2 separate regions of the Mus musculus genome follow, and region 2 is linked to region 1. A link is a loop called in an ENCODE intact Hi-C map of the cell type or tissue named here. Cell type or tissue: left cerebral cortex. All regions are shown on one strand. Each heading gives the region's core, and the rest is flanking DNA. Links, peaks and the distances in the headings are about the cores only. Region 1 holds the start of Brinp3 (bone morphogenetic protein/retinoic acid inducible neural specific 3). Region 2 holds the start of Rgs21 (regulator of G-protein signalling 21).

The links. Hi-C counts contacts between places; a loop is a spot of excess contacts. Peaks named below come from ENCODE experiments on the same cell type or tissue, not always from the same donor. Only the 100,000 strongest peaks of a DNase experiment are listed, where the experiment ranks them.
Region 2: a loop joins it to region 1, with 3 times the contacts of the local background. A loop is called at or near these places in 2 of 42 quality-filtered maps.

Annotation. Positions count from the first base shown.
Region 1 is chr1:146,488,288-146,504,211 of GRCm38, forward strand. It overlaps Brinp3 (bone morphogenetic protein/retinoic acid inducible neural specific 3), which reads left to right and starts at 7,379. Exons shown (of 8, transcript NM_153539.3): 1 at 7,379-7,790. Gm29514 (predicted gene 29514) reads right to left here and starts at 6,875. Exons shown (of 4, transcript NR_166160.1): 1 at 6,613-6,875. In left cerebral cortex, for the core only: a CTCF peak has its summit at 10,341; DNase peaks (open chromatin) are centred at 5,527, 6,115, 6,703, 7,281 and 4 more places; H3K4me3 peaks cover 6,623 bases; H3K27ac peaks cover 5,825 bases.
Region 2 is chr1:144,565,858-144,581,781 of GRCm38, forward strand. It overlaps Rgs21 (regulator of G-protein signalling 21), which reads right to left and starts at 1,810. Exons shown (of 5, transcript NM_001290269.1): 1 at 1,505-1,810. In left cerebral cortex, for the core only: a CTCF peak has its summit at 7,303; a DNase peak (open chromatin) is centred at 7,307.

The sequences.
Region 1 (15,924 bases), core at 5,416-13,415:
GATCATTATATTATAGTATGTTATTTTTCTATGAAAATATTTTATTTCTGAGAAGCAAGTGAATAATTTATTGTTACATAACATACTAATATTATTAGCAAAATCACTTAAAATTAATCATTTTAAATTCTGCTTTCTAACACTGGAAGAAATGCAAGATGGTGTATAAAAGTCAGTCAGTCAGGCTGGAGAACTGGTGTACTGCTTAAGAGTGCATAATGCTTTTATAGACATCCTGAGGTCTATTACCAGTACCAGTGTCAGACTAGACACAAAACCATGAATTTTTAGTTCCAGGGTAATCCAGAGCATCTGGAATCGCACACACACAACACATGATCCCCCCCACACACACACACACACACACACACACACACACACACACAAACACACAGGTACACACACACGTACACAAATACAAAAAATTATTAAAATAATAATTAACAAAAAAGTCAATGACATCTCAGTAATTTTTTTATTTTAGAGATTATAATATAATGATAACATCTCCCTCAAAAAACCCTCAATATAGTATTTTCTTGCTCTTATTTTCAAATTAATAGCCTCTCTTTTCAAAAATTGTTATTTTACAAATAATTTTGTTTGCACATATATATTAATTTATTAGGTATTTTGTTCATTTACATTTCCAATGCTATCCCAAAAGTCTCCCATACCCTCCCCCCACTCCCCTACCCACCCACTCCTACTTCTTGGCCCTGGCGTTCCCCTGTACTGAGGCCTATAAAGTTTGCAAGACCAATGTGCCTCTCTTCCCAATGATGGCTAACTAGGCTTTCTTCTGATACATATGCAGCTAGAGACAAGAGCTCTGGGGTACTGGTTAGTTCATATTGTTGTTCCAACTATAGGGTTGCAGACCCCTTCAGCTCCTTGGGTACTTTCTCTAGCTCCTCCATTGGGGCCCTGTGATCCATCCAATAGCTGACTGTGAGGACACTTTGCCCCTTCTTAGAACTGGGAACAAAACACCCATGGAAGGAGTTACAGAGACAAAGTTTGGAGCTGAGACAAAAGGATGGACCATCTAGAGACTGCTATACCCGGGGATCCATCCCGTAATCAGCCTCCAAACGCTGACACCATTGCATACACTAGCAAGATTTTGCTGAAAGGACCCTGATATAGCTGTCTCTTGTGAGACTATGCCGGGGCCTAGCAAACACAGACGTGGATGCTCACATATATATATTTTTTAAATACAACTCTCTGTCTGTGTAATGTTATCTGTAAGTATGTTCTCGGGGATGACCTCCAGCCTTTGATAACCAGTTGATATGCTCTTCCCTGGGGGAGTCTGTTGCTCATGCTCTCAGCAATCCTTTATTGACCATTGTTCTTGTAACTCGTTGAGACCTAGAGGGCTTTCACTGTCACATTAGTGAATCTAGTGGTCTTGTAAGAGACTGGTCTTACTGTGTCATAGAAATAAAATTTCTAGTGTGATGGTCCTTGGAAGGCCAGTCATTGTAGATTGTGGCCAAGGAATTAAGAAAGAGTGTTGTCTTTTATCCTTCTGTTTTTCTACTTTGCTTTCTAACTGTGTGTGTGTGTGTGTGTGTGTGTGTGTGTGTGTGTGTGTGTTTGTGTGTACCAATGGAAAAGGGTATAGAAGTATGCAGTAAGACTTCTACTGCAAACCAGAAAGTACACTCCTTCAAAGGACCACTTTTACATATAACTTTACCTGGGACTTTTAGTCCCTATGATGGGAAAAGTAAAATTCTGTTGTCCAAGACATCCAACATATGATGTTTTATCACAGCACCCTGAGAAGACAGATTAAGACAAAATTTAGTAACAGATTTTCCATTTTCTTACACTTCACTTCTCGATTTTAAATATGCATATACTTTGCACAATGACAAAAAGATCAAGTTACTAACATGCCTAATAACACAGTAATAATCCAGAGTTGCTTATGAGGAGTGATTTCTAAATTGAATCACTGGGGCAATATATAACAAATATTATAAAGATATTTTGAAATATAATGCTTTATTCACTATTTGTACATAAATAGGTAAATTAAATACAAGCTTTATTTAAAATGGTAGAGTTTAATGTACTACTTAGTTGCAACTTTTAAGTTTATTGAGTTTTTACTCTACATTGAGTACTGTGATAGATATTAAGAATATGGAGTAAGAACAATAGAAACAACATGAGGGAAACCCAGTTGGGATTTATTTTTTCCAAGTGTGGAAACAATAGTTGACGGAAATGTTATTGGAAATGTAGTCAGCTCTATACCAACTATACTAGTGTAAAAACTTGGTATGAGCACACAAACATGTATAGCAGGGCAAACTTTATTCAACAATTGTTGCTAACAATGGTTCCATATGTCATAATGATTATTTCAGCTTGAACATTTTAAGTTGGTAAGGGAATAGCATGGGCATTTAAAAATGTTTAGATTTCATTTTTGTTATTTTTGTTGTTATTATTTTTTTCCTATATATTTCATAAGGAACATTTGGCAAATGGATATTGATACTCATATTCACTTTAGGTTTGCTGAATGAATAAATATATAAATAATTGCATGAAATATTCAAATGTTGTCATACATAAAAGATTGAAGTAAACTTTTATGGATTTCTGCTTTTTATAAAATTCCAATTTGAATGACTAAGCTTTTGTTATATTGTTATAAATTGGAAAGTTTTTTATTAATGTAATAAAATATAGTAATGTTCTGCATGTTTTGATTATGAGAAAATTTCTAGGTCACATGTGTTCTATATGTGGATTATTAGGTTGTTTTTCTCTTTGCAAGAGTCCCATTTTCCATGTAGATTAGAAATTTAAGAGGTAAATTGAATGTAACTTAGTGGAGTATTATATTGCACGCAGCATGACTTTCCACAGTTTATACTGTGAGAGTGTGATTGCCTAAAGAACATAGAACACACAGAATGTTGAAGGAACTCCATGAGAAACCAGAATTATGATGTCAAATATTTACTCCTCATTTGGGGGAGGGCAGAGGAGTATCTATAGCGTCAGTTGGAACAGAAATATAGACAGTAACTTCCTACATGTTCTGACATCGCTAGCTGCACATTATTGGTCTTTGTAGTGTTTTTCTTTCCTTCCACTGATTCTCTATCATAATCTCAAATGATAACTCCTGTAAGAACTACTGAAGGATTCAGTTGCTATAGAATTCACAGTAGCTGAAAAGCCCAGAAGATGCATCTCGGGTCCCCTAGATTACTCCGTGGCATATGCTGATAATAACCAAGTCACCTTTAGTTCTTAACTTCTTCATTAGTGTGAGAGAACAGAATAAATTATCTTTATAAACGGGCTAGTACCAATTTTTTTTTACTTGAGATTCAATACACTTAATCAGTTTATTTAACAGCATCTTGATCTTATAAATTAAATGTGAAAATTACTATAAACAGAGGTACTAAAGCAACTTCGAATACTTTCGATGTGAAAGCTCTGAAGACAAAGTAAACAGCAAGGAGACTAAAGTAAGTAAACTTCAATATTGTAGTGAGGACAAATATGCATGCATAAATTTGTGTCAAATTTCATCTGTAAGTAATAATATATATTCATATTTACATATCCAGTTCATATACATATATAAAATTTTCCTTAATGGGTTCTTAATTTTATATTTTCTTATAACTTAGATTTAATATTAAAAATAACATGACATATAGATACTTTCTGTGTAAGCAACCTGCAGCATGATTTCTGTATTTATTTTGAGGACAATGTTGAGACAGCACAGCAGGGTTAATTCTTATCACCAAGCCCCAAAAGTGAGGGGTCAATCTTGGAACCCTACATGGTGGAAAAGGTGATTCCCCATGTGAGCTTCTGCACACACACACACACACACACACACACACACACACACACAACCAAATAATATAAAAAGAATATGAATGTGTTTCTGTTTTTTCAGAGGGGGCTCTGAATGACCAATCCACAGATCCAGCTATATGAAGAACCTTCTCTAATTCTACAATCCATCTCTAGCATTAAATCATTTGAATGCTGCTGTGGCAGATTTTTTTAGTGAGGTAATATGTGAAATATATTTATTTGTAGCTATGAAGGAAGATACGACAAGAAGGCAAAGAACACCCATCACTTGCTTGAAATCCACTAAATGAGCACCTTCAGATGAGCACCCTGGAATGAAAGAAGCTACCCTCTCAGCTTAGAACCAAAACATCTTACATTCACAAGGCATTGTAAAAAAGACATTTGCTCTGAAAACAAGACAGGGGACACAATGTCTATGACATTACATGAAGGTATATTTGAGTAATCATATAGTTTAACAGCTTACTCTAACATATAAATTAATTAATAATATTTTTAAAAATACAAAACTTTTCTTACGTTTCTAAGACTCATCGAATGAATTTTTCTTTTCATGGCCTTTTAAAAAGTTAAGAACATTACACACACACACACACACACACACACACACACACACACACACACACACAAATATACACCACATAAACACAATGCTTGTTGAGTCAAGGTCTTAATACTCAGTCTAAGCTTGCCTCAGTTCACCACAGCTACAAATACAGAGTACAAGAGTACATCACTGTGGATGCCTATAAAATAAAACTGTGTTTCAATTGTCTGACAAAAGTCAGACTGGGTCCTAAATAAATAGCACATTCCTCTTAACTGTCAGTTAGGTAAGTGTCCTTGGACAGCGTTCTGTGGTTCTCAGAGAAAGAAAGTATGGACTGTATTTGACACAGTTGTTAAGCTGTATTGGTAGTGAGCATATCTCAAGATATTGATATCAGCATTTTATGTATCCTCAGGTCCTCTTGGCAAAATTTGTCAGCCTATGTAATAAACACAGAGATACACAGAAATACTCCATCCTGTTATACAATGAGACACCAAAGAAATTTTCTACTTTGTCAGAGCATTCAGGACAGTGTGCATCCTGAAAAGAAAAAGGAAAGCTACATCACAAAATGTTTGTGTTTTGCAGTCTTTGACAGTAATAAACACTACAGATACTTGAGCACACATATTTCAATTTGTTTCAGATGCATGGCACTTGGCTCTCTTCCTTTCTTTATGTTATAGTACAGACTTCTATAATGATGGTTATCATAAATTTGTTTTTAATCAATAGAATTTCAATATATATTTATGTTGAGAATGAAGTCCTCATGTTTGCAAAAGACATGCATGTTTACACTAATTAGCGTATCTTTTATTATTGAAATTTGGAGATAAGGTACCACACTAGGATTAACAACAGAGAAAAATTAATATACATGTTTTGACAGTGAAACATATTTGGTAATTCAAAATTGCAATGCTTTCTATTTGGCATCATCGTGTAATACTTTGGATCCAAAATCGTCAGCTTGCACTTATAATCCAAGTTCATGCCAGTTTCAAGACTTGTTATTCTCCACATTTAGCAGAATATAATCGCAGTACTATCAAAGAGCTGTTCAGCTCCTTCACAAGTTTGTACATGCCCTCCCTTCAAGATAACCATTCACAAGTGGGTGTGCTATAGACTTTGGGCAAGCCAGAAATCTTTATCACGACCAGCAAATATTCAATTGGGACAGTGGATCAGATATACGAATTGGAACTAAGATACATACTTAATAAAATATTTCTAATGTTATCTTTCCTGTAAGATGGGGTAAAACAACCAATAGCATTATTACTATAGCTGAAACAGTATTAATTTTAAAACAGAGCTAGCTAAAGTGTGCTTATAGTATATTTAACATGAGCTGCTACACCAAAATTCACATCATTTCCAGAAAAGAAAGAGTTAAAGGTGAGAGGAATCCTTAAGAAACCAAAGATACTTTACCTGTGAGTATTTTTATACAAGATAGGAAGGACCTTAAAATGTTGATATTGTTTCCAAAGCGCCCCCCCCCGCCCCCAATTTCACATTTGCAGGCTTCTACTCTCCTAAGAAAGAGGAAAAGAAAATTTCCAGTGACCCAGCTCCTCCGTGATTTACATACAGAAAGGATATAAATGAATGGAGTGGGGGATGGGTCGCTGAGAAGCAATGTGTTGCCTTTTCAACCGCAGAAAATAAGATTACTTATGAAGAACATTTTTATCCTCCGTAAATGATTAACCCTTCCACCATTCAGGAACTCAGTTTCTACAACAAATAAATCGATTACCAAGCTACCTTCTCTTTCGATTTCTAAAACAGACAGATATATAATTTGTAAGCTTCAGCAAGACTGAGCTGGAATCCAGGGCTAACTAAGGACTTTCCTACCTGACTGTACTCTCTACACACCTTCTGGGTCATTCAGAGAATCTCTAAAGATAAGGACCCAGAATCTTCCACCCCAAAAATACTTTTAGAAGGGAGGTGATGGTCAATCCGTGGTATAAATAAATAAATAAATCGGTTACAGTGTTATAAGCTCAAACAGGCAAGTTCCCCAGTGACAGTAGATTTCCGAGAGGAAAGGAGAAGAGAAGATAGGGATGGAAGCAGAGAAAGAAAGGTTTAGGGAGAGAACTGCGAAGGGATGGCAGGGGGTGGTCACAAAAAGAGAAAGGGAGAAGAGATCAGGCTAATCTTACCCAATCGATCCAGCGATCAGGTGATCGTTTATGCGGTATCAGGACACGAAAATGGCTCGACAATGCAATCCACAACAAAGCTATTTCTTTCTCTAGTTTAGCTTGGTAACTGCTGGAATCAAATGCAAGGCAGACATGGCACAGACGGCCACTCGTGCACCCCTCCTACCCCACCCCCAGTGGACCAGGGACAGTTCTCGGACTGCCCTAACATCTAGCTTCTTGTAGCATGGTCTTTAGCGCAGGGGCTCAGTACTGAAAGCAATTGCCTTAAACACAGGCTGCATGATTTAACGAGGAAGTGGGACCTAGGAAGGCTGCTGCCGCCTAGGTAACCCATCATCAGCCTCTTGGTCATCTTGCTAACCCTCCAAAGCATAGCGCCCTCGAAAACTCTGAGTGACTACGACCTTCAACCATTCACCTCCCAGCCCCTGTCTATGCAAAAAAAATCGCTGAGGATTAGATCAATGCAATGGGACCGGTCCTGCTGGTTTATTTGGGCTGTGTGTTAAGTCGATTTTCTTACTATGCCTGGATCAGTTTCTGCAAGGGAAAGGATTCCAAGGAAGTGCTAGTGAAATGCACTGATGGAATACTATTAATCCTAATGATAACATTCCCAGTGCAGGTAAACTCTGAAAAGAACTGTGAGTGGGAAGATCCTGCAGGATTTCCGAAGCGCTGCTCTCCTGAATTCTCATTGGATCATCCCCAGCAGCCTAAATCAGTGCTGCTGCTCTCTGAAGATGACTACAGCCTAGCTCACTAGTTGTCTACTCCTGTTTACAACACATCCTTTCACTTCTCTTTGGAGATCTGTTTGTCTTATTCATCCTGTTCTCTTGGGTTACCCAGCTTCCTCACTTTGTGGGTACTTCCAGTTTGGTACATTTGTTTGCCTGAGGATTATCATAAGAAAGGTTCCCACTGTTAACCATTCTCAGAAAAGAAAAAAAAAAGAAAGAAAGAAAGCACTTCTTTAACATTTTTGGGTTCTTGGCCCCTGGAATAAGTGACTTTCACCTGATTAGATGCCACCAGGAACTACTGAGTGTTTCCAACTCCTACTTTCCTGCAGCTCACCACTCTACACTGCTTTGGAAGATCATGGGATGTCTCCTTGAATCGTGGATATGTTTCTCTCACACTCATCTTGCTTCATTAACTTTCCTCTGGTAAGTATTTCTTTATATGTGATGAGTACTTTACTACTTGTGTTAATTTTTACTTTTAAAAAATAAGCACTACTTTTTCTCCACTCTCTCTCTCTCTGTCTCTGTCTTTTTCTGCGTTCTTTGTTCAGTTAATTTCAGATTGCAAATACTTATTTGTGTGACCATTAGTACATGATCGAACTAGTAGGATGTAGCCCATGAAATAACTTACCCCAATACCTCCTTTAAAAAGAAATTCCTCAATCCTTATACGTTTCTATCAGGTAATGTGGACATCACCTCCCAGGAATGTACCCCTCTTGGAACACAGCATTGTGCCATTTGAGGGGGTATTTTTTTTCTATTAGTCTATGATAATGCCTGTAGGATAGGTATTTCTGAAGGAGGGCTGGCTATGTATGGGTTTGAGAAAGTTCACTAGTCTCTCTGATCTTTAGAAGGTGGTCCAGGTCAGCAAGTGTTCATCTCATCCTAAACAACTGAATGGTTGAGAGAGGACTTTGGTTAAGTGTGTCTAGTGATTTAGTAGGATCCTACATACTGACATGTCACTACATGGCCAGGAAGAGTCCCGAGTTTTGAGAGCATCATTCTTTACACAATATCCAATATGTTCCTGGGCACATTGTTCTGGTCATCATGGTTACTGTCTAGGCAGCATTTTGCAATGCATTTAGATTTTGTAAATTGTGCTGGGGACAGTTAATTGGTCAGGGAGGTCTCCATTCAGATGAAGAGAGCTCTCAGAAGCCACTGATTATCTGGGTTCTAACACATTGAAATTCAGGGAGGGACTTTACATGAAAAATGTAATTGCCTCCGTCTTCACACTTGCCCACCCCTGCCCTCAGTTTTTTAATAAGTATGTTAATATGGTCCCTGTTTTGTGCTTTTATGAACATTTCTATGGTCTTTAACTGATGATCCTTCTCATTCCTCCGAGTTGCTTTGAGGAGCATTTAAATGTTGGTTTTCACTTCACATTTGGCCAAGAGTTTGGTAATTATCAATCACAAACATGCACATGGTCATAATCTGTAAAGCACAAATTTTTGCACAATCCCCCTTTATTGGGGTGGATGGAGGTGAGGATCTATTGTTTAAGCCTCTCCTTCCTAAGTTATTTTGACTCTTTTTTATCCTTTGGGGGGGGGTGTTCTTTTTAATTTCTGGGAAAGAACTGTTCCAGTCATTGATGGCTGATGCGACAATCTAGGCAATGATTCCTTTCTTTTTAATTCAAAAGGCTTTAAAGCTTCCAGACATAAAAGTACTCCAGCTGCAGCATCGCACCATCTCCCTCCCCCTCCTCAGATTCCAGGGCTTTCCCCTTTGCTTCCCACCGAGTGCGAGAGGATTTGGGGCTCACACAGTGATCCGCACCTCTTGGCGTCCCTCACCCAGCGCTAGTCTACCTGCTGTCTGTGCCAGTTCAGTTTGGTCCGTCCTGCCTTACAAGCCAGGGCCATTAGCGTCCGTGACTTCATTTGAAGAAAAGAGGCTTTGGTGTAATTCGCCAATTCAAATACCCTCTCTAGAGGACTACTGCTGTTGCGCAAGGGTGGAGGGAGAGAGAGAGAGAAGGGAGAAAACTTTCAGTGCAGTCAGACGGTTTTCTGCTTAATCAGTGTGACACAGTGAGGCACAGACGTTCGCTGTCTAGGTAAGTGCGTTTTGCTGTGTTAGAACCAGGAGCTCTGCCTTCTGTGAGGGAAATTGACAGGAGAGACAGGCTCTTGCAGCCAAGAATGCTTTAACCAGAGGGCTAGCAACAGGCGAGTGTGTCTTGGAGATTCCGCGGCAGCCCTAGGCTATATCTAAGCCTCCTGGGTTCTGGGGACGTGGAGGGCAAAGCGCCTAGTAGCCTGGCTGGTCCAGGGCTCAGTGCTGGTGCGGGAGTGCGAGGGTGGGGATGGAGTCCCGACCCGCTGGCGCAGGCTCCGCTCGCTCTCAGCCCTGCGGCTCACGGTGGACATTTGCAGCCCAGGAGAGTGAGGTTCACAAGGGGTTTTCAACCTCCCACAACGTCGACTGTCTAGTTTTCCTGGGCTCCCAAACCTCTTCTGTGTGGAAGAAAGACTTGCTTTTTCTGTAATCTCTTAACACCGTTCTGTGTTGCAATTTCTTTATTATTTTCGTGAGCTGAGTCTAAGCACAGCGCGCGATGCTTCCCCAGGATGCTGCTTTTTAAAAACCCCGATCTTTGCTGTTATCTGTCTGTTTAGTAGGGCTTAGGATAGCTGAAGTACTTTTTTTTTTTTTTTTTTTTTTTTAAGATCAGTGTTTAAGTATTGCTAATCATCACTCATGCCTTTCCTCCTTCCACTAACTCACAGAATCCGGAGGGCGGTCGGGTGAAGTGAGTTGGGTTTCAACTTGGAGTCAGGGCTTGGAATGCTATGTTATCCGCAGTCTGAGGCTCAGCAGATACAACCTTACCTTAAAGCCACTATAAAGTTCTCTTTTTATTTTGCTCACCCCCTTTTCCTGGAGGTGGGGTTGAGAGAAAGAGGACTGATTTCTGGGCTCTCAGCTCCAGTGGTGACCACCAGGGAGGGGGTGGCGCTTCTGGGCTGCGGGTTTCTGCAGCGTCTGTAGCCAAACAGGGGAAGAGAGTTGAAGTCTTTGATGGCTGTTCTCCCAGTCCCTAAGAGTTGAAGCTGAAAGCCTTGTACTTTCCTTTAGGTCCAGAACGTGATCAGTTCTCCAGCAGAGCAGGGACCTCCTTGTAAAGGGAGCCTTGGTGTGGAGATTCAGGGTAGGTTCTACTTGAAAGGGTAAAATGCACTTTCTCTTCTGTGTGAGCTGTCAAACAGCTGTTGGAAAAGAGGAGGAGGTGACCTGGGTTACAGATTAACCCTAGCATTCCTTGCAAAGGATTGCCAGACAAATATGTGTAAGCAGGAAGAAAACCCTAAGCTGTAAAGCTGTCAGAGCAGCGTGGAGACAGATGATTCAGAATCTAGGGACTTTTTCTTTTGATTTGTTTGTCATCATGCAGTTAACCAGGTAAGGACTGAAGGTCTGTGTGATATCAGCAACCTTATAGCCTGTGTTTGACCTATCTTGTGATGATACTTCTATTCCGACCTACTGAAGACATGCATTTTTTAGATGGTTCTAAGATGCATAACTTCTTAATATTTGCATTCATGAGTATGTTTAATATCATTTAGTGATTCAATGTGCATTCATTTAAATGTTTAATGTGGTTTTATTTAAATGTTGAACAGTGGTAGAAAAATCATCAAATGGACCTCGAGGAGAGGCAATGATTGGGAAGGTATAGAGTTAGAGGAAGGGGTGGGTGGTCCTAATGCAATATGGAAGTGGCACTTGCAGAAATGTCTTATACCATGTCTTTTGCTGAGGTCACAAACCTTCCTATACAGAGGGCAACTGAAGAACTATCGAGGGTCTCTTGAACTAAAAAAAGTAATTTTGACTACTTGAGAAAATGTTTTTGGGGACACCCTTATACTATCTTTTCAATCTTGAAAGCAAAAATGCTCGGGTTTGATATTAAATGGATTTATAAAATTGGAGGAGGAGATTACCCAAAGGCAGGCTTTTACATGATCCCCAGGTACAGATACATCTACGTCTAAGAAAAACAACTGAAAAATTGAAAAAAAAAAAGGGAGGGAGAGGAGAGGGAGGGAGAAAATTATGGAAACACACCTAAAATAAACTTTTTATTTTTCGTCAAAGTTTGGTAGATATATAGATTGAGCAGCCAATAGATTTCTTCCATTATCAGATTGAATGTAAGTAGAATAATACATCTGCAGGGTCTAATGTATTTTATTATTATTATTACTGTCTTCATTTTGTTAAATTCTGGTTAGAGTTGAAGGAGCTGAGAATTTGCAGATAGTGAAGCAGAAAACCCATCAAATTAATAAGACACCATCATAAAGCCATGTCAGTTGCTAATAGCATTTTGTCTAGGAAATTATCTTTACAATATCTGTGAAATAATTTTAGTGCTTACATTTATTGACTTAGACCTCTGAGTCAATATTTTTTTCTGCTTGTAAGGTTCCCGGATAAAATATTGAATAAATAAGAATAATTGCTACTTTTGGTTGGAAAGCTGCAAAGTTGTAGTACTTTTCTTAGTTAGAAGCAAATGGCAGTTTTACCCCACAAGAGAAAGTCATTAACAAATTTCAATTTGCCAGTTCTTTTACATTTTAGTCTCTGGAGGTTGTTGTAAAAAGCATGCTCATTATATCTCTATGTGGATGTGTGCATCTGTATTCAATTTTGGATTGATGGAGAATATATTTATGTGAAATGCCCTTTAAGTCATAGTCTTTCAGTGAAATATACAGGAGATCATTTAAGGATCAATTTCATTTACTTTTAACTGAATCAGGTATTATTTCATCCTCTCTTAGGCTATTTTGCTTTAAGAAAACCAACATTATTGTATAAATGTATGATTCTTAAATTATAGTACCTGTTGCTTGTTTTCAACAAAATTATTGGTGCACTACAGCTAAATAATCAAATCTGAGTTGAAAGAAGCAACTTTGTTAAAGCATAGGTGTTTGGACTCCTGTTACGAATACATGCACACACCATCCTTACAGTTAACTGTGTATTAGACTGATGCTATTAAGTGCAATACAATTGCTTTCCCAAATAGTTCTGCATAGGCGTGTTCTGCACGAGGGAGAAGAAACATAGTTGGGGTCTTTATAACTTCTATTTCTTGCTGTTAAAAGGTATGTTCCTATCATTTTTCAAATGAAAAGATACTGGTAAGAGCAAGATTCAAAAATTTTTATTAATATAGAAAATGGACATTAATATTGATATACTTCCAGCATAAATGAAACTAGAATAACAGTATGGGACAAGATTAACATAAATCTATTTTTTTAATAAAAGAGAAGCCCATGTATGTTTGTAATTATGTTTAGGATATAGGATCAATGATATAGTTTTTTGAAGACTCTTTCCATTACTTACTTCCCCTCTGAAGAGGAAGTTCACGGGAAAAGTTGAACTTTGGAAGACTTTCTCCTGCATCTCCATTTTAGTTCTACCTCATTTATATTGTCCTAATAAGACTTGTTCTCACCAGTTTTATTTTCTTATTTCTCACATGAGTAACAAAGAGTAGAGTATGTTTTCTAAGGACATGCCAAGATAAAATTGAAAGGAGTTAAAGGCAAACATGCTACAAAAATACCACAATTCATCCACTCCAAGGATTCCTGTATCTTTGGATTTCTTAGTCTCAGTATAGTGTTATAACTTCTTAAGAACAAATGTTGACTCAACCCTTTTAATGTGACTATGAAGTATTCTTAGTCTATGATGTATTGGTGCCACCTGAGTTTTACTATTATTCCCCCTTTAAAAAGTAAAATAACACACTTGTTGAGGCATTGCAGATGTTGTTTTATTGACAGAATATTTACCTTGCATTTTATATTTTTAAGAAAGTACATACAGTTTTAGAAAATGAGGATTTTAATTGACTGCCTTCTTGCTATCAATTAATGAAAGAAAATGCTGATACTTAGTAGATTGATATTTATCAGTTTGATAATCTCTATTCTCAAATGAAATAAAAAGTAGTCTTATATAATAATGTTAAAGTGGTAAAAAATTAAATTGTATTTCATCGTATTTTTTATATATTCATAGTTTACTAAAGTGAAGGAGGATGACGTCTGAAGAGTTAGTGTTTTAATTTAGTAGTTACTTGGTGAATTTCATTTTAACACTTTGAAGTATTATTCTGGTCAGTATTTCAATATATCATTATGTATATTATATCAGTTTATAACTTCCATATTAAAATATATAAATTCCCATTGAGATCAAATGTTAGCAATACTACTTTCTGTTTTAATATCATTGTCTTTTGATGGCCAATTTTAATTGTTTAAATAATAAAAGTGTATAACAATGTTTATTCTCTTTTATAAAATAGAATCAAGTCTCTGAATTTGAAATTTAATCTGAGTACTAATGGGCTTTCCATTGACTCAATGCCCGAAAAATTTACCAAGAACTAGCTCATGACTATCTTAATGGTATCAAGTGGCAAACATAACCCCTCACAATGGTCTTCAAATATAATTGACATTTACATTTTTAGACTCTTATATCCTTTTTAAAAATATTTGATGATCCACAAAGAACATTTGTATTCAATTTATCACAAATATTTCTATCTCATTGAATGGATTTCACAGATAATTATTTTATATTATGAATCTACTGCTCTTAATAAAGTTTAAAATAAATAACGCAAAGAGTTTTCAAGTGTTTACTAATTTGTATTCAAAGTAACAAAGTTTTCATTCTTTAACAAGTGACATAAGTCCAATTGTGATCCAGTAGCAAATTTATTTCCCTCTAAGATGAATTTACATAATTAATACTTTTTGATGGATAGGATGCATTACTACATATTTAAGGATGAAATCAGTGTGTTGTTTGAAGGTTTATTTTCAATTAAGGAAATACAAATTGTGATGCAGAAAGTGATACATAATCTACATACTTGACAATACACTGAATCAGTATCTACTATTTTCAATTTTAATTTATTATTTGTAAAAGTTTATTATGCCTACAGTTTAAAATATACTTATCCATAGTCTGACCTATTTTACAAATTGTTTTAAGTATTGTTTTAATATATAAACCCTAATTTACCTAGATGCCTTAAGAGCACCCAAAGTATAACAAATTCTCCTTAATAGCTAATAAAGGAACTATCATATTATAGTTCCAGAAAATTAAATCTATAAAATACACATTTATTGATTGGATTAATAAATATATGAACATTACACTCAAACGTATTATAGCACTATGCTATGCAAGAATTATTCTCTCATAATGGTGTGTTTCATTTAAATTCCATTATAGATTTACTGTGAAGAAATACTTACAGATAGACTTATTCTTCCTGAATTCTATATCAGCCAACCTCATCAGGATTGAGCTAGATTTTATTAACTTTTCTGGACTCTTGCATCTTGTTAATTTTTAAATCTATCTCTAGAATATTACACTATTAAAAAACAATCCAGCCTTGGGAAGAACAGACCTGAGTGAGCATGCGTTTCAGATCGCTCAGATTCAAAGAGTGGCCAGTACACAACATGCAACTTTTTATATATTCCCTTTTTTATTCAAATGCAATTTCTATTTAAAACAATGAGATTCACAGACATAAGCTAGTTTGGGGAAAATGTTATTTTAAATAATGCATTTGAACATTATGGGTTTATTTAACTGCCATATTTAAAAATCACAATTTTTTCTTTATTGCTGTTGTTGATGGTTTTTTGTTTTTGTTTTTTGTCTAAAATCCATTAATTCAGAAAGCCAAAGCTAGGGAATTTTTCTGTCTTCAAAGCTAGCTAGTCTATGCTACATAGTTTTATCCCAGTCTCAGATATGAAGTGAGACCTTGTGTAAGAGACAAAACTAAATAAACCAAAACAAATCATGTTTATTCTAGTTGTTTATTATTGTGTAAAAACTGATATATGTATACTTTGAATACAGGAATCTTTGTGGCTGCTTTGAGATATGTTAATTAGCACAAGGTCTTCTATCACAGTTAATGTAAATATATAACACAACTATTGAAATTGGGAAGAGATTGGGATAGGTGATAAACCCAAGTGTCTGTTGTGTTTTTAATGAGTAAAAATCCTCATGGTTTAAAACATAATAAATGCTCTCTATCTTCCTCTTTCCATTATAACAATCTATTTCCACAACTTTACCACTAGAAACTGACTACCATTATTTTTAAATATAAAACAATCATTATTGAATAATATACACACAGTACTGTATTTGAATTGTAAGCTGCATATGGGAAACAAATTTGATCATATTTTGTAATGACAGTAAACTCTAGTATGTATGGTGAGGTTTTTGCATCTTTTTTTTTAAATCCAACCATAACTCTCATAATATTTAACATGTCATTGTTGAGTTTGTTTGGAAGGTATAAAAAATTCCAGTGTGTTGCATATAGGCTGGCAGGAGAGCCAAAGACCACTACTGCCTTACTGCATTTGAACCCATCCAGACAACAGCTAACTGAAGAATCAATTTTGATTTCAAGGAAGAGGCAGCTGCTCCT
Region 2 (15,924 bases), core at 4,279-12,278, 1.9 Mb before region 1:
TGTAACAGCTCTTGAATGAATTACTCTTTCAAAACAATGTTTAATGAAAAAAAAAAGTCTTACTTTTTATATAGGCAATCTTTTCCTTGAGTGTGAACAGTGATGGATCCATTTCTGATAAAGTAATGTAATGGCCTTTGAAAGAAATAATCTATAGAAAAGCATCTTAATGAGGAACTAAGTTATACCTGACTTAGGAGTGTTCCTCTAAGTCACATCTTTCCTCCTCTTTTTCTCATAGAAGAAAAACCTTAGGAGAGGACAGTATCATGGCACAGCCAAAACAAAGAAGTGAGCTCATCACTAAAAGTTTCGACAGATTCCATTGCTCTGAGAGACCCATTGTCCAACTTCAGGAGACAGGAAGTTATAAGTGGTCTGATGGGGTGAGAGCTCGTGATGTCCCTTAGCAAAAAAGAAAGTCTTAAAGTTTTACTCCTTTTCCAATTGCTCAGAAGCAATTAGCAGAAGTAATTAATACTGTTACCTTGTGAATTCTTTGGCTGCTTGATTTAGTTTCAAGTCATATGGACAATGGTAGTATCTCCTAAGTACATCTGAAGGCATAATTGTTATTTCTAGGATTATTGAATATATTTCTTATAAAATAATACAGTACCTTAATATTTTCTATTGGTTTCTTAAAAACAGACCTTAAATGGTAGAGCTATTAATACTTATTATTTTAGGATACAACAAATATTAGAAAAGGATCCAATGAACTGTCAGAATTTTGACATATGATACAAACTTTGAACATGTAATGTGTGCACATAAATACTAATGTAGCTAGCTCATGGAAGAAGAGAGACAAAGATACAGGAACCATTTCATTTTGAGCCAGGAATGCACTTATTGATTATCAGAATCTTATTAAGCTGAGAATTAAACCTATATGGACTAATTTTTTTAAAAAAACCTAAAGCTCCCATTGTATTTTAAATTTTATTTTGTGTGAAATAAAGACAGTTTTAAGCCTTAAAGATAAAATCGAAAAAGACTGGTGAAAAGAATAAGCTATATGTATCCATTTTAGCAGTACTATGATTGCCATCTTAAGTTTTGTCCAAATCAGGTGAATTGCAAAAAAACTATATTAAATATGTACTACATCCTATATTTAACCCCATCTTCACATTAAAAATAACTTATTATTTTGGGATTTGGTAATTATTTCCTATGGGCTCGGTGGTTCTGCATCTTGTCTCTTCTTTCCTCCTGTGGAGTCTGATATTATTCTCTGTTCAATTTTCCTTTTCAAATTTGAATCAAACTATTTGGCAGAGTGTCAGTGCTCTGACAATCTGTGACAATATATTATTTTGTGTGAATGTTAGCAAATGATTAGCTAGTAAAAAGTTTTTCATTTTATGATTCTCAGCTTGCTGAGTTTGATGAATACGATCTAATATCTGGAATTTTTATGTTCAAATGTCATCAGTTCCCTCTTTGTAGTAGATTCTTTTTTTTTTAAATAACAAAGTGTAAATGACTTTATACTCACACAAATGTGATGCAGAGGAAGCCACTTCTTGTTCCCTTGATGTGCTCTTTGCTCTCGGGGCTGATGCGAGGATCCTGCTTCTATAATGTGTTTGTCTTCCAACAGGTAACCTTTCTATAGCATACTCCCTACCATGTATATTTATTTTCTAAACAATCTTTAAACAACCACATTATTCTTTAGCTTAGTTTCTGAACATCACTGAATTCATTTCATACTGCAGATATTTAAATTATAGTTTGAAGGATCTTGTTGTTTCTATCAAGTTGTAATAAATCAAATCCACCCATTACCCCCAACTGTTCTGGTCTCTGTTTAATGACCTATTGCTTGAATGTGTATCCTGGAATTTTCACACTGTGAAGTCACTTACCCTGTGGTATGTAAATTATTTTTTCAGTCAAAAAAAATGTAAATCTTTACTTTGCAATTGTACTCTGACGACAGAGATCAATTTGAAAAAAAAATAATGACAAACTTTTTCCTTCTGAAGGTCGTATTTGCATGGCTTCATATGGTCTAAATGTTTGCATGGGAAATTCATCTTTCATTTCACATCTGCATACCTTATTCTTTAGTTTCAAGCAATCAACGTGCATCTGAAGGACACTTAAAATACTGAACAAGCTTTTGGTATGTAAACAACATCTTTATTAAGAGAAGACATTAGAGAAAATTGTCCAACTATTTAATAAGTTTGAGAGTAATAGGAGATACTTGAAATATAAAAGAAGTATACCAGCTACTGTAGTGAGATTATCTTTAATGACTCTTTTACTTATGAACTGAAGACAAATCAAATCACATCAATATGGGTTCACTATGGCATGATTTACCATATAGCAAACCAGTTGATGAGACAGTGAGATGGCTCAGTGGTAAAGACACTTGCTCCTGAGCCCGATAACCTCTATTTTAATCCCTGGGTACAAAAGATTTGATTCTAGCAAGTTGATTTTTTGTTTGTTTGTTTTCATATGAATGAAGAAATAAATGAATGTAATAAAATTTGAATACCAAACAAATCTAGAATAATATTTACTTTCTTTTAATTTTCAACAGGTTTGTGTTATTAATAAAAGCACGAAACCAAGAGTTAATAAAATGTGTTATACAGTTAAATCATTTGATGTGAATATATGAAGACCTGAGTTTGGATACTTACCAACCACACAGAGTTGAGAAGCCCCTGAGGTGGACCTGTATATTCCATTCCTGAGGGCATAGGGGTAGAAAGATCCCTATGTTTTCTGGCCAGTCAGTCTAGACAAATCAGTAAGTTTCTGATTCAGTGAGAGATATTTTCTCAAAATCTATGATACAGAGAGGTGAGGAGGAGACAACCAATGTTGACCTCTAACCTATACAGACCTGTGCACCTGTGTTCTCTTCCTATATAGTCACATGTGAAAGGAAGAGGTGTATACACATATGAGATGAACAATCACACACACACACACACACACACACACACACACACACACACACACAAATTTAGAAATGCATATTGGTGAGTAGTTAATGTTCAGGACTTGGTGCTTCTGGAGGGAATTTTTAATCATTTTGAGTGAGCTTAAAGAACATGGCTTATTTTTGAGTCTCAATTTGTCATCACATTTGAATATTGATGGTCTTCTTCAAGTAGTCAGAATTTAGACTAAATTTCCAAACCGCTTTCCACCTGGAATTTAGTCCTCAGACATAGGACAACAATTTTATAGAGGACTGATGAATTCTGTTAAAAACAAAAATGTATCTATTGTTTTTGTAAAGCTTTGAATACATTAAATAATTGCTTAGAGAAAACAGATTCAAATGTGGATATACTTCAACACAAACCTACCTTCAACAAATCAGCATGTTTGTCCTAGGCCTAGTTTTCTGCATTTGGAGAGCTTCATGCTCCACCATTAATATGCAGGCTCTAGACAGGAGCTCATACATGCTGTAAGGAGTAAATTAAGTATCACACTCATGCATTTACCACCAGACTGCCCCAATCGTAAATACAAGCAAATGCTAGCCATCCCTCCTGGAAAAAAGTATGTTTTAATAAAAAAAAAATCAACATGAGTATGGGTCAAACATAATTTAGGATATAACTTCACTTAAACTAAACTAATAAACAAAAGGAGGATATAAATATAATTTAAAACAAACATAGGTGACATCGTTGAAAATAGGGACACAGGTGCAGTTTGTTTCAAAGTTAGATTATTTCACTATATTAAAGAAAAGTCCCAGAAAAGTGGTAAAATCTTAGTAACCTCATGCTTGCCATGTGAACAGGCAAAACCTTGAAACTGAGCCAGTGAATTCTCAGCACAGGGTTAGAAAGAAAGGTCACCTGTGTGATAGAATTATGCATATTTGCTCCAGACACTGGGTTTTGAAACTGATTTACAGAGTTTATAGAAAAGGCAGCCAAGGAAAGAAGAACTAAAGATATGGCCAGGGGTTTCGATGGAGGCATACTTTAGTCAGGGCTATGGGTGTTGTGAGAGAAATTTTAAGGATGAATGTGGTAATATATATGAAACACTCTCTGTTCCCTGGAAGAAAGGTTCTATAAAAACATAACGTATTGCTGATTCTTAGAATGAATGGTGAAGGTTGAAAGATTTTCAGACATAGGGAAAGGGCACATTCACAATCCAGTGAGAAGCAAAGGATATTGAAAATGGAAGTCAGAAACAAGAAAGTGAAAGTAAAGCAATTTTAAAGCTCCTCAGCAGCACACACACACACACACACACACACACACACACACACACGGGGGCGGGGTAGAGGGAGGGAGAAGAGAGGAAGGGAGAATTAAGAACACAGTTATCCATATTCTAATATTCTTGTTGCTTTGTAAAATTAGTTTTTAAAGGGGTTTTGCTGTTGCAAAATAAGTAATTTGGGCACATGAAATGTGAATGTTATGATGGTCAAGAAGACCAGACAGTGGGATGTCTGAGAATGATATGAAACAAAAAGCACAGTAGGGACAGGAAATAAGAATTCATTTAATCATGGTCTGTCAGCTAAATCTTTCTGGCATATGCAATAGTGTCTGGGTTTGGTGGTTGTATATGGGGTGGATCCCTGCGTGGGGCAGTCTTTGGGTGGTTCTTTCTTACGTGATATAGCTATCCCTTGTGAGGCTATGCCAGTGCCTGGCAAATATAGAAGTGGATGCTCACAGTCATCTATTGGATGGAATATAGGGCCCCTATTGATGGAACTAGAGAAAGTATCCAAGGAGCTAAAGGGGTCTGCAACCCTATAGGAGGATCAACAATATGAACTAACCAGTAACCCCCAGAACTGTCTCTAGTTGCATATGTAGCAGAGGATGGCCTAGTCAGCCATCAAGGGGACGAGAGGCCCTTGGTCTTGTGAAAATCATATGCCCCAGTACAGGAGAATGCCAGGACTAGAAATCGGAAGTGGGTGGGTTGGGGAGCAGGGCATGGAGAGGGCATAGGGGGCTTTGGGGATAGCATCTGAAATGTGAATGAAGAAAATATCTAATAAAAAATTAACAACAACAAAAAAAGAATGCATTTAAAAGGGCTGAGGGTGGCGCTCAGTGATAGGGGCTTCTTTGCCAGGCCGGAATTGTGTTTTAACCCTTGGGCTTTATTCCCAGCACCTCAACAATAAACAATAAAATAGAAGTAAGGTTTGGAGGAAAAAAGTGTTTTTTCCAAACAGTTCAGGGCCGTGTTTGCAGGTATGGAATTGGTGAAGCGCGGCTCCACAAAGTTCTGCACGGAATGGGTAACTGTCTCTTGAACATACTTATGACCCATTTGCAGTGAATCAACTGCACTGGAGGGAAGGCACGGAAATGAGAGTGTGCCACCCACTGAGTCTCACGTAGAGCTGCTGATTATAAATCTGTAGCTCATAATTGACACAGAGGTGGCTCCTTGGTAACATGGCCAGCAGAATGCATTTGATACAAACCAAATTATCTGCAAACCCCAACGAAAAGGGCTTCCGCTGAAGGTCCGTACTCTTCCATTTAGGCTCCAAATCTGAATATGGTATTGATGTGCTAATTAGCCTACACTATTATGTTGTTACTAAGCAATTCTATCAACTAGAATTTTATAGTTCAACAGAACATGGATCTAATAATAAGTGATGTCCTCTGGCCCGAGGAAGAAACTTTAGGGAACAGATTTATTAGATGATCATAGAGAATAATTCAGTTTTAGATGTTAGGATAAATCGAAACTGAGCTTTGTTATGCATCTAGAATAAACTTGAAAAGTTAAAAGTGTTTTTCATTTGTGGCAACTCTGGTCATATAAATCACGAGTTTAGACTCTTAACAGAAGCTTTCATCAAACTATGCTACAGTGCAAATAAATGATAATATCTGGCTAACATCTGACTATCCCACTAGAGATTTCCTATGATGGTGATTTTCATTTGTTTTATTTGATTTGTTTGTTTTTGTTGTTTTTTTTTCTTTCTAGATATGGAAGAGGAAGACAAAGGGAAAGAGGGAGGGAGAAAGAGAGAAAACTAATTTTGAGCTTTGCTCATAAACCTTTCCTTTAGTCCTCTAGCTTGTTCTTGCATTGTTCATGCTTCTTTCTTTCAATTACCCCATTGGAACAGTTGTCTCTGAGCCATCTGTGTACAGTTTTCCCTTGTATACACCCAGGTCCCACTCTGGAACCTTGGGTAATATGGCTTTCTACTTCACTCAAAATCAGAGCACCCTCCAGAGGACACAGCACCCTCCGAAGGACACAGAACCCAGTAGAATGTGTCCCGTGTTACTTGTTTTGCACTGTCTCCAAGTCAACACAACGTTCACTCTGTCCCCTTAACACTAGTCTGTTGCTTGGGTTACCTTTCCAAATATGCTCATCCCCTGCCATCAAGACCCCTGCTTCTCCCTCCTGCTGAGTCTCCTCTCCATGGCCCCTCCCAGGGCTCTCTCCCTCTTTTGATTCCCATTAGTGTCAAAGAAGGATTAATATAACCCGAACATGTGTCTCTGATGACATTATGCATTCCCTATGCCCAATTACCTTTTATCCTCTTTACAGCTGTAGTTTATCCATCAACATGTAATAGCACAGCTCTTTGCTGACAAACTATATCGTCCTTTTCTCGTTTTCTATTATTTTCTTGTAGGTTACAGGAAAGCTGGGATTTCTGAGCTGCTTACCTCCATGTCATAATGCATCACATTCTTTACAGTATCTAATATTTAAAATTATAATTGAGCATTTTAGTCATATTTGCACAAGCTTGCTATTGTAACGGCATCACACTGTGCACAGGTGTCTTGAGGCGACAGATTCCTGGATCTGTCGGGATGAAAGTCAAAGGAGTCATACTTAGTCAAACAGAAAAAAAAAATGGAGAAGTTGTTTGATACATGAACAAAAGCTCACAACTGTACACCAAAGGAAAACTTTAGTGATTTGATTTGTTTGAAAATGTATCAACCTGTCTTTTCCTGTCTCTTGAAAATTGGCAGCAATTTGTGGGGCTTTGCCTCCTCTTTCTTAAATTTCTAAACTTTAAAGCATAATCTTCTTCTAATAACAAATGGGTTTTCATTTCTAACATACTCTTGATCTGAAAACCTACAAGGTTATCTGCGCCACTGTAAACGCTTCCTTTCCATGTTTGGGGCTCTGTGTTTTTAGTCAGGGTCTTATTGTACTTAACCTAAACCATGACTAAAAACATTTTTAAGTCAATATAATATTCAAACTAAGGTAATTTTAAAAATCCCATCTTTGTTCACTTTAGCTAACCCTGTCTGACTTATTTTTTGCCAATAGATGTCAGTGGTTGACTACATTAGTGAAATCATTGCAGGCTCACTTGTTTATTCCACTTTAAAAAAGGTATCTCATTCTTTAAGTTTTCTTTTATTATTTCAACCTGAGAAGTGATATGCATTACAGTGTGATAGATTTGAGTATAGGATCTCTTTAAAAAAATTCTATAATTTTCTGACATTATTAAAAATTTGGATTATGAAGGTCCTATTAAACATTGAAATGATTTTAAGGATTTTAAGTGGTTGCTTTTTAAAAATGGGCTTATGTATATTTCTTTAATCATACAGTTCTTTGACTACAAGAGGACTTTTTTGTTTTGTTGTGTTTTTGAGACGTGGCCTCATACATCAGCTGATATTTAAGCTTGGTATATAGGTGAGAATGACCTTGGACTTCTAAATCCCCTACCTTCACTTCCTGAGGTTTGGGTTGCAAGCAGTAGCAGGCTTGATGGAATATTTTAATAAAGATCACATACTGTCATTTGTTTATTAATTCTACACATTTAGTAGATGTCAGGAGTTTATGTTAAATACATGGTTTATTTCACTAGCAAAAGAAAACACAAGCCACAGAGTGGCATTTCCAAACTTAATGTAACAAAATCTGTGCAAACAAAAATCACAAGGCATTTTTATGACAAAAAGTTAGTCACAGACCAACTGGAAACATGTAAAGAAGAGCTAAGCATGCAGCAGTAAAAGAAAAGTTTTGGGCAATAAAGCCCAAAAATGACCAATAAATATATGAATGAATCCTTACCACTATTATTATAGAAATAATGTGGTAACCATTATATTCAGGATAGTCTTAGCTAGGTAAGATTGCAAAATAGGATCTGATCCACCCACCACTTTTTAAGTGCTGAGGGACAAAGGGTCTTCCATATGCTGTGCCACTCATCGACTTTCTCAGCCCTTGGTTTTTTAAGACCAGGTCTCTGTGTACCTTGGGTTAACTTTGAACTCACTATGTAGCTCAGACTAGCTTCATATCCTTGATTCTCTTGCCTCTGCCTGTCACGCATGTGTGTCACCATGCCATGTAGCAATCTTCAATTTTATGAGAATGCAAAATGTCATTTTTGGAAAATTAGCTAAAATGTGAACATTTGCAATCCTTTCTTAACTAATGAATTATTTCTAGATCTGCATCTCACAACTATATATTGAGAGACCCTAGCCACAGATATAGATAAATAGTTTAAATACATTTTGCCAAGTCAATGACAGCGAAAACTAATGTAGAAACATGGAAACAACAAAGCTTTTAGGAGGATAGCAATTTAATGTGTTTTATGGGAAGCATCTAGAAAAATGACTTTTTTGATTTGTATGGTTTTACATAGTATTGTACTGTGCTATTTGAAAACATGTTTAGTCTCTCATGTTGTTTTTTACATTTAATTCTGAAACATAGCGGGTAATGTTAAGAGGGCTTAGAGTCTAATGCTAGTCTAGGGTATCAAGAGAATCTGAGAATAGCCTGGCTCAGAAAGAAAAATCTGATTTTCCAGTCTTCTATAATATGCCATTTCCAATAAAATACTTATGTGATAATCAAATTAATAACTTTTCCACAACAGCTAACAGAGAGATATTGAGACAGTTACAGTATCATGTTCAAAATATGATCACTATTTCAGATCCTGGATTCTTGAAGATTTTTTACAAAATGAGAAACATTTTTTTTTTGGTCTAACAATTGACATTTTCGATGTCTATAGCATTAGACAGTAGACAAGATCACAGGGGAGGACCATAAGTGAAATATAGAATTTGTGATCATCATGCATTAAAATAGCAAAGCTTCATACCTAAGTGCTTTTAAACTTCTTTCATAAGCAAGTATGCCAACATCGAAGCAATTGCTTTGTATTTTTCCCCTTGTAACAAAGCATATAGAAGAAACAAATCTTGTTATCCATTTGTTATGAATCTGCATTACTACATATCTTCCTTATATTTAGCATAATACCCATTTAACTCTATTGATTGTGATTTATACATATAACTTCCCAAGTTCCCAGGTCTGCTTCTCAGTAGATGTTTATTTTTGTGTGGTTTGCTATGCATACACTTCAAAAACCTTTCTTTAAGGTCTAATTCTGACTGTGTATCAGATTTCCCCCATGGATACATGTTATAGTCAGGATTTTTCTTGCCTTTTAATTCTACTTGTCGAAGGAAATGAACCAAATTACGACTCTGAAAGATTATCTCTTTTCTGAGTTCCCCTGAATTACCAAGCTGAATATAATTCATGCCGAATCTGAAAGGATAAGAGGGTGTGGCTGTAAGTTGCCAGCACCCTTTTGTCATCCTGGAACAGTTGTGATTATTTTTGTTTCTTATTCTTTCTAAAAATGAAAGTGCCCTTAGATGGATTGTTGTTTTTGTTTTTGTTTTTATTTCTGATGTCTGTGTATCTTAGAAAGCATGCTAATGTATTTGGTGACTAGAGGTTCATGAGCGCAGACTAACACTCCATCACTAACCTATAGCTTGGCTCCATAAAGATGATACTCCACAATGGTCAGGGGAAAACCTGATACAGATGCTAAAAGGAGTGGTATATTTAGGAAATTACTCTTTCTCTGGAGACAGACAAAACCTTTTATAAAAGGTCCACATCATTTATCCTTTTCTTGTCTCTTTTACAACACTGAAAAAGAGTCAGGACCACTATTGTTTGGAACTAACATTTGGATGATGGCTGAATTTCTTCTCTTTTCCTTTATAGAAGCTATCTGAGAGAGGCTTTACATTGATTCTAGGTACTCTTAACAGTAACTTGAGGATTCTGCATTCTTGAGCAGAGATCATGAATGCCTTTCAAGCTTGCTCCCAATCTGGATTTTAAAAATACAGTATGGCTTTATACATTAAGAAAATGAATCTGAGTTTAGGGAAACCCTACAGCAGAGCAACTTTCCTTTCTATTTCATCAGAACACTAACCTCTCCTCTCCCCCTTGACCTGTTGTAAATTCTCAAAATGTATTTCCTGCTATTGCCCTCATTAGCTATCACTTGTTCGTGTATCTACTCCATGGGATAGGGTAAGGCCACTTCTGTCGACATGCAAGGGGTTACTTTAGGTTATGAAAGAACCTTAAACCATTATGTAGCTTTTGGGAAAGAGAAAAACTTTTATCTCTTTGACTAAGTGATTGCCAATTTGTTCTGTCTGTCAGACAAGTTTGAAGCAGAAGACTGGTGTCTACCACTTAGAATGAAGGGCTTCTCACTTTGATACATCTTACTGATAAGATTAGAAGGGAACTCAAATAATTCCAAGAATGCTACCTGGGTTACAGATAAAAATAGCCAGGGCCTGGAACAGCAGATTTGGATAAACTTGAATCAGTCCTGCACTGGGATCTAGTCTCGAGGGGGTTTGAGTCATCCAAGTTTTGCTTTTATTACATGCCCTCTACAGATGCTGACCTGAGAGACTCAAGGGTTAGGCTTCCCTCCATCAGTCTCTCCAACTGCTTGTGCTTTACAGATGTGGATGAATGCCATCTTCAGGATCCCCACAGCTTGTCTCTTGGAAAATTAGAGCAAATTAACCCCCTTGGAATTAGGAAAAAACATTTTTCCACCTGTGAATCTTTTCTGTAAAAAGAACAGAGAAGTCCAAGGGAATTCCTAATGTCCAGCTTTTATTTTACCTGTGATGTTATTCAGAGCTCACTAAAGTCTATAAGCAAGGTGGAGTTAGCCAACCATGTTACAGAATTTGAAAACAGAATCTCCCTTAAAAGCCCTTGCTCATAGAAATTCAATTTCACAGGAAACACTCCAACCTCCTAAAAGTTCAAAAGCCTAGATCTCTGAACATCCTCACCGCCATTGCTCAAAGAGAAATGATAGAACCTTGTTTTGTGCAAGAGGAAGCATACTTGTTACACTAGTCAGGCTGTCTGACTCCATCTTCAGACACAGAAACACAGGCTATGAGTGCAGGATTTCAAGCAGATCCCCACCCCAAAACTTGTCAGGAAGGGTTAGACACTTGTAGAGATTCATAGCCCTGTCACCTTGATCATGAATACAGATTGCCACACAATGCCCTTAATGCTTAAGGAAACCATAGGGCAACCTTTGAAAAATCAAATGGTCTGCTTCTTATTACACTCTAAAAGGAAAGAGAATGCTGTCTGTCTCCTGTCAGTCCCTATTCCCAATGCTAATTTCAGAAGATAAAACTCATTTGGACATATCTATCCAGGTGGTAAGGAGGACAGGTGTTTTGGGGAACCAGACAGTTGTCACAGGACTAAACAGCATGTTTCCTATTCACTGTAAGCTACTGAGTTCAGTTTAAAAGAAAAGCCAATGCCTTTTATGCACATGTCTCTTGTCCTGTGCTGTTTAAGCTAAGAAGCTGTCTCTAAATATAGGATTTGTTTCTTCCACATCTGACTAAAGCATGTTTGTCCAAAAATGTTCACCAAAGTTCCTGTCCTGGGTCAGGCTGATCTCCTGACTTTGTGACTAGAAACAGGAGAACAACTCAAGAATAAAGGCATTGTGTCCTTAAGGATAGCTAATGGCTGAACTATTTCCAGCACAAGTTATCACTCATCTCATGAGAGAGAAATGCCTATAGTAAAAATGACTAATGTTGTTCTCATCCAAGGAAAAGCCCTCCTGCCCAAGAGCTTCTCAACCAGTAACTGTAATATAATAGTTTTGACAGGGCTGACTTTGTTTATTCGAGGGAAGATTGTAAATATAGATTGAAAAGTGTTTTGCTATGCATCTGCTGATTTTCTTCATTTGCTACTAAAACTTACTTAAAATCAAAAGTCATGTTCATGCTAGATCATTCTATGGACTATACAAACTATGAAATAGATTAAAAATTAAATCAACAAAGTGCAATTTTCCTCAATAACTTTGATACAGATTTTAGGGGAGTCATGAGTTCATTTTTATTGGGTCCCACCAGAAATACTTGATAGGTTTCAAGGTGGGACTAGAGAGAGAGAAAATGAATTTTTGTTTCCCCAGAGTAAGCTTTGGCAAAAACATAAATTGCATTTGTGATTGGGATATTATAAAGAGGGAATACACAGTGAATTCCCCAAGAAACATAAAAATTCTACAACAAATTGTAAATGTACTTGCTAAATTCATACAAATGTTATTATGGCTTTTAAAAAATCTTATTTTAAAAAATAAAATATGTTACTTCAGAAAAAGATTTTGGGATATAAAAATGAGACTATTCTAATAAAGAAAGGCACAGATAAGGATTAAGATATCTGGATGCTTTTCCAGAATGGGGAAGAAATCTGGACAACTCATGCAGGTTATAAGTGTCTGAATAAGTCATTTAGAGTATGTGAAAAATTTGACCTAATTTAGGCATTAACTTAAAAATGTAAGCCTATAAGCTTCTCTCCCCCTTCATTCTCCTTTCTTCTTTTCTCCTCTGGTCATGTTCTCATGGCCCGCAAGCCCAAATACTCAGTCATACTTGAGTCTTCCTCTATCAGATTACATAGGCTATGACACAGCTGGTGGCAAAGGGGACAGAAAGGTGGATCCTGATCATCAGGATTGGCTTATCTGGTTGGTGCCACCATAGTCTTTCTTAGAGCTTCTTTACATCCTGTGTAGAAGTTGGACACATTGATAGCTCTTCAAATTGATGTATCCATGGGAAAATGTTGTTGAAGTACCTTACTCAGCTATTAGTGTACTCTGCCTTAAATTCCTGACTCTCAATATTCTGTAGTTATTCTGACTGCTATCATAAAATACAACTAAATAGGCAGATTCTTTGGGAAGAGCTATGTCTGAAAAGAATATGGAAAAGTTATCTCTCCTCACCTTTTCAATAACATTTAAAAAGGAAAAAAATATTTAATTCCACAAGTGCTTATAGAATGCTCATTTTCATATACTCATTACATAAATAATTATGAACAAACAAATCTCCAAGCCCTGTTAAACTGAAATTGTTACTGCAGTGAGCACCAGACACTGAACACAGATTCTCCCCGTACTTCTATCTAATAAAACTGAATATGCAGTTACAATGGGTAAGGAAACAACTGGTTATTCCAAAGAGAGGAAGAAAAAAACCTTTGTGATTTTCAGGAATCACAGCATCCTTGAAAATTGTGGCCAAAAGGCCAGTGTCACTTGGAAAAGAAGCCTGACAGAACAGAGCTTCACCTGTACAGTCCCTGCCCAGCATGGAGGATTCAAAGCAGAATAGCTTCAAGGGTGTAATGCAGAAAGAGAGGGTACTATTCAGATCCCATAATCCTCAAACTCAAATTTGGGTGAGCCTGTGATTCTTTTGTCAAGATGAGTCAGCAGTGAAGAATGATATCACTCCGTTACTCTGTGTGACTATGATGGCCAGGGCAAAGCACTATCTTGAGAGAGAAACTGTTGTTTTAAACTGAGTGAGCTATCTCAGATACCTGAAAGCAAGGACATACACAAGACAGTGTCTGTCTGAACTTAAGCTGACACAGCCATGCCAGGGTGATAGCTATATAGAGAACAGAAGGGAGAGAAGTTGACAAAATAAAAGATTCAGCTGGCTTAAGGCTTATTTTCAACAGTGAAATGCTTAGAAGGAAGGCTAATCGTTATTATTCTCATTATTAGAAGATTATTTTTCGCTCTTTCGTTTTTCTCTTTTCTTATTGATGTTTTTAAATCTCTTGGCCTTTTCTATTCTTTGCCAACACATTCATTTCCCCTCTTTTTTATTTTGATTGAATTTGCTTATCTTCTCTCTCTCCCCCTTTGTTTCTTTCTCTCTTTCTTTATTTCATTCTTTCTCTCTCTTCCTTCCTTCCTTCCTTCCTTCCTTCCTTCCTTCCTTTCTTTCTTTCTTTCTTTCTTTCTTTCTTTCTTTCTTTCTTATTTTTTGTTTTAGCATGGTATTTTTATTTTATTTTACTTTTAAACAATTTTTATTTCATTTTATTTTAATTAGGTATTTTCTTCATTTACATTTCCAATGCTATCCCAAAAGTCCCCCATACCCTCAGCACCCCCATTCCCCTATCCACCCACTCCCACTTCTTGGCCCTGGAATTCCCCTGTACTGAAGCATATAAAGTTTGCAAGACCAATGGGCCTCTCTTTCCACTGATGGCCAACTAAGCCATCTTCTGATACATATGCAGCTAGAGACATGAACTCCAGGGGGTACTGGTAAGTTCATATTGTTATTCTACCTATAGGATTGCAGTTGCAGACACCTTTTGCTCCTTCGGTACTTTCTCTAGCTCCTCCATTGGGGGCCCTGTGATCCATCCAATAGCTGACTGTGAGCATCCACTTCTGTATTTCCTAGGCCCCGGATGTTCTCACAAGAGACAGCTATCAGGGTCCTTTCAGCAAAATCTTGCTAGTGTGTGCAATGGTGTCACCCTTTGGAGGCTGATTATGGCATGGATCCCTGGATATGGCAGTCTCTAGATGGTCCATCCTTTTGTCTCAGCTCCAAATTTTGTCTCTGTATCTCTTTCCATGGGTGTTTTGTACCCAATCCTAAGAAGGGGCAAAGTGTCCACATTTTTGTCTTAGTTCTTCTTGAGTTTCATGTGTTTTGCAAATTGTATCTTGTATCTTGGGTATTCTAAGTTTCTGGGTTAATATTCACTTAACAGTGAGTACATATCATGTGAGTTCTTTTGTGATTGGGTTACCTCACTCAGGATGATGCACTCCAGGTCCATCCATTTGCCTAGGAATTTCATAAATTCATTATTTTTAATAGCTGAGTAGTACTCCATTGTGTAAATGTACCACATATTCTCTATCCATTTCTCTGTTGAGGGGCATCTGGGTTCTTTCTAACTTCTGACTATTATAAATAAGGCTGCTATGAACATAGTGGAGCATGTGTTCTTCTTACTGGTTGGAACATCTTCTGGATATATGCCCAGGAGAGGTATTGCAGGATCCTCCAGTAGTACTATGACCATTTTTTTGAGGAATCGCCAAACTGATTTACAGAGTGGTTGTACAAGTTTGCAATCCCACCAACAATTGGAGGAGTGTTTCTCTTTCTCCACATCCTCTCCAGCATCTGCTGTCACCTGAATTTTTGATCTTAGCCATTCTGACTGGTGTGAGGTGGAATCTCGGGGTTGCTTTGATTGGCATTTCCCTGATGATTAAGGATGCTGAACATTTTTTCAGGTGCTTCTCAGCCATTCGGTATTCCTCAGATGAGACTTCTTTGTTTAGCTCTCAGCCCCATTTGTTAATGGGGTTATTTGATTTTCTGGAGTCCACCTTCTTGAGTTCTTTATACATATTGGATATTAGTCCCCTATCTGATTTAGGACAGGTAAAGATCCTTTCCCAATCTGTTGGTGGCCTTTGTGTCTTATTGACAGTGTCTTTTGCCTCACAGAAGCTTTGCAATTTCATGAGGTCCCATATGTCAATTCTTGATCTTACAGCACAAGCCATTGCTGTTCTATTCAGGAATTTTTCCCCTGTGCCAATATCTTCAAGGCTTTTCCCCACTTTCTCCTCTATAAGTTTCACTGTCTCTGGTTTTATGTGGAGTTCCTTAATCCACTTAGATTTGACCTTAGTACAAGGAGATAGGAATGGATCAA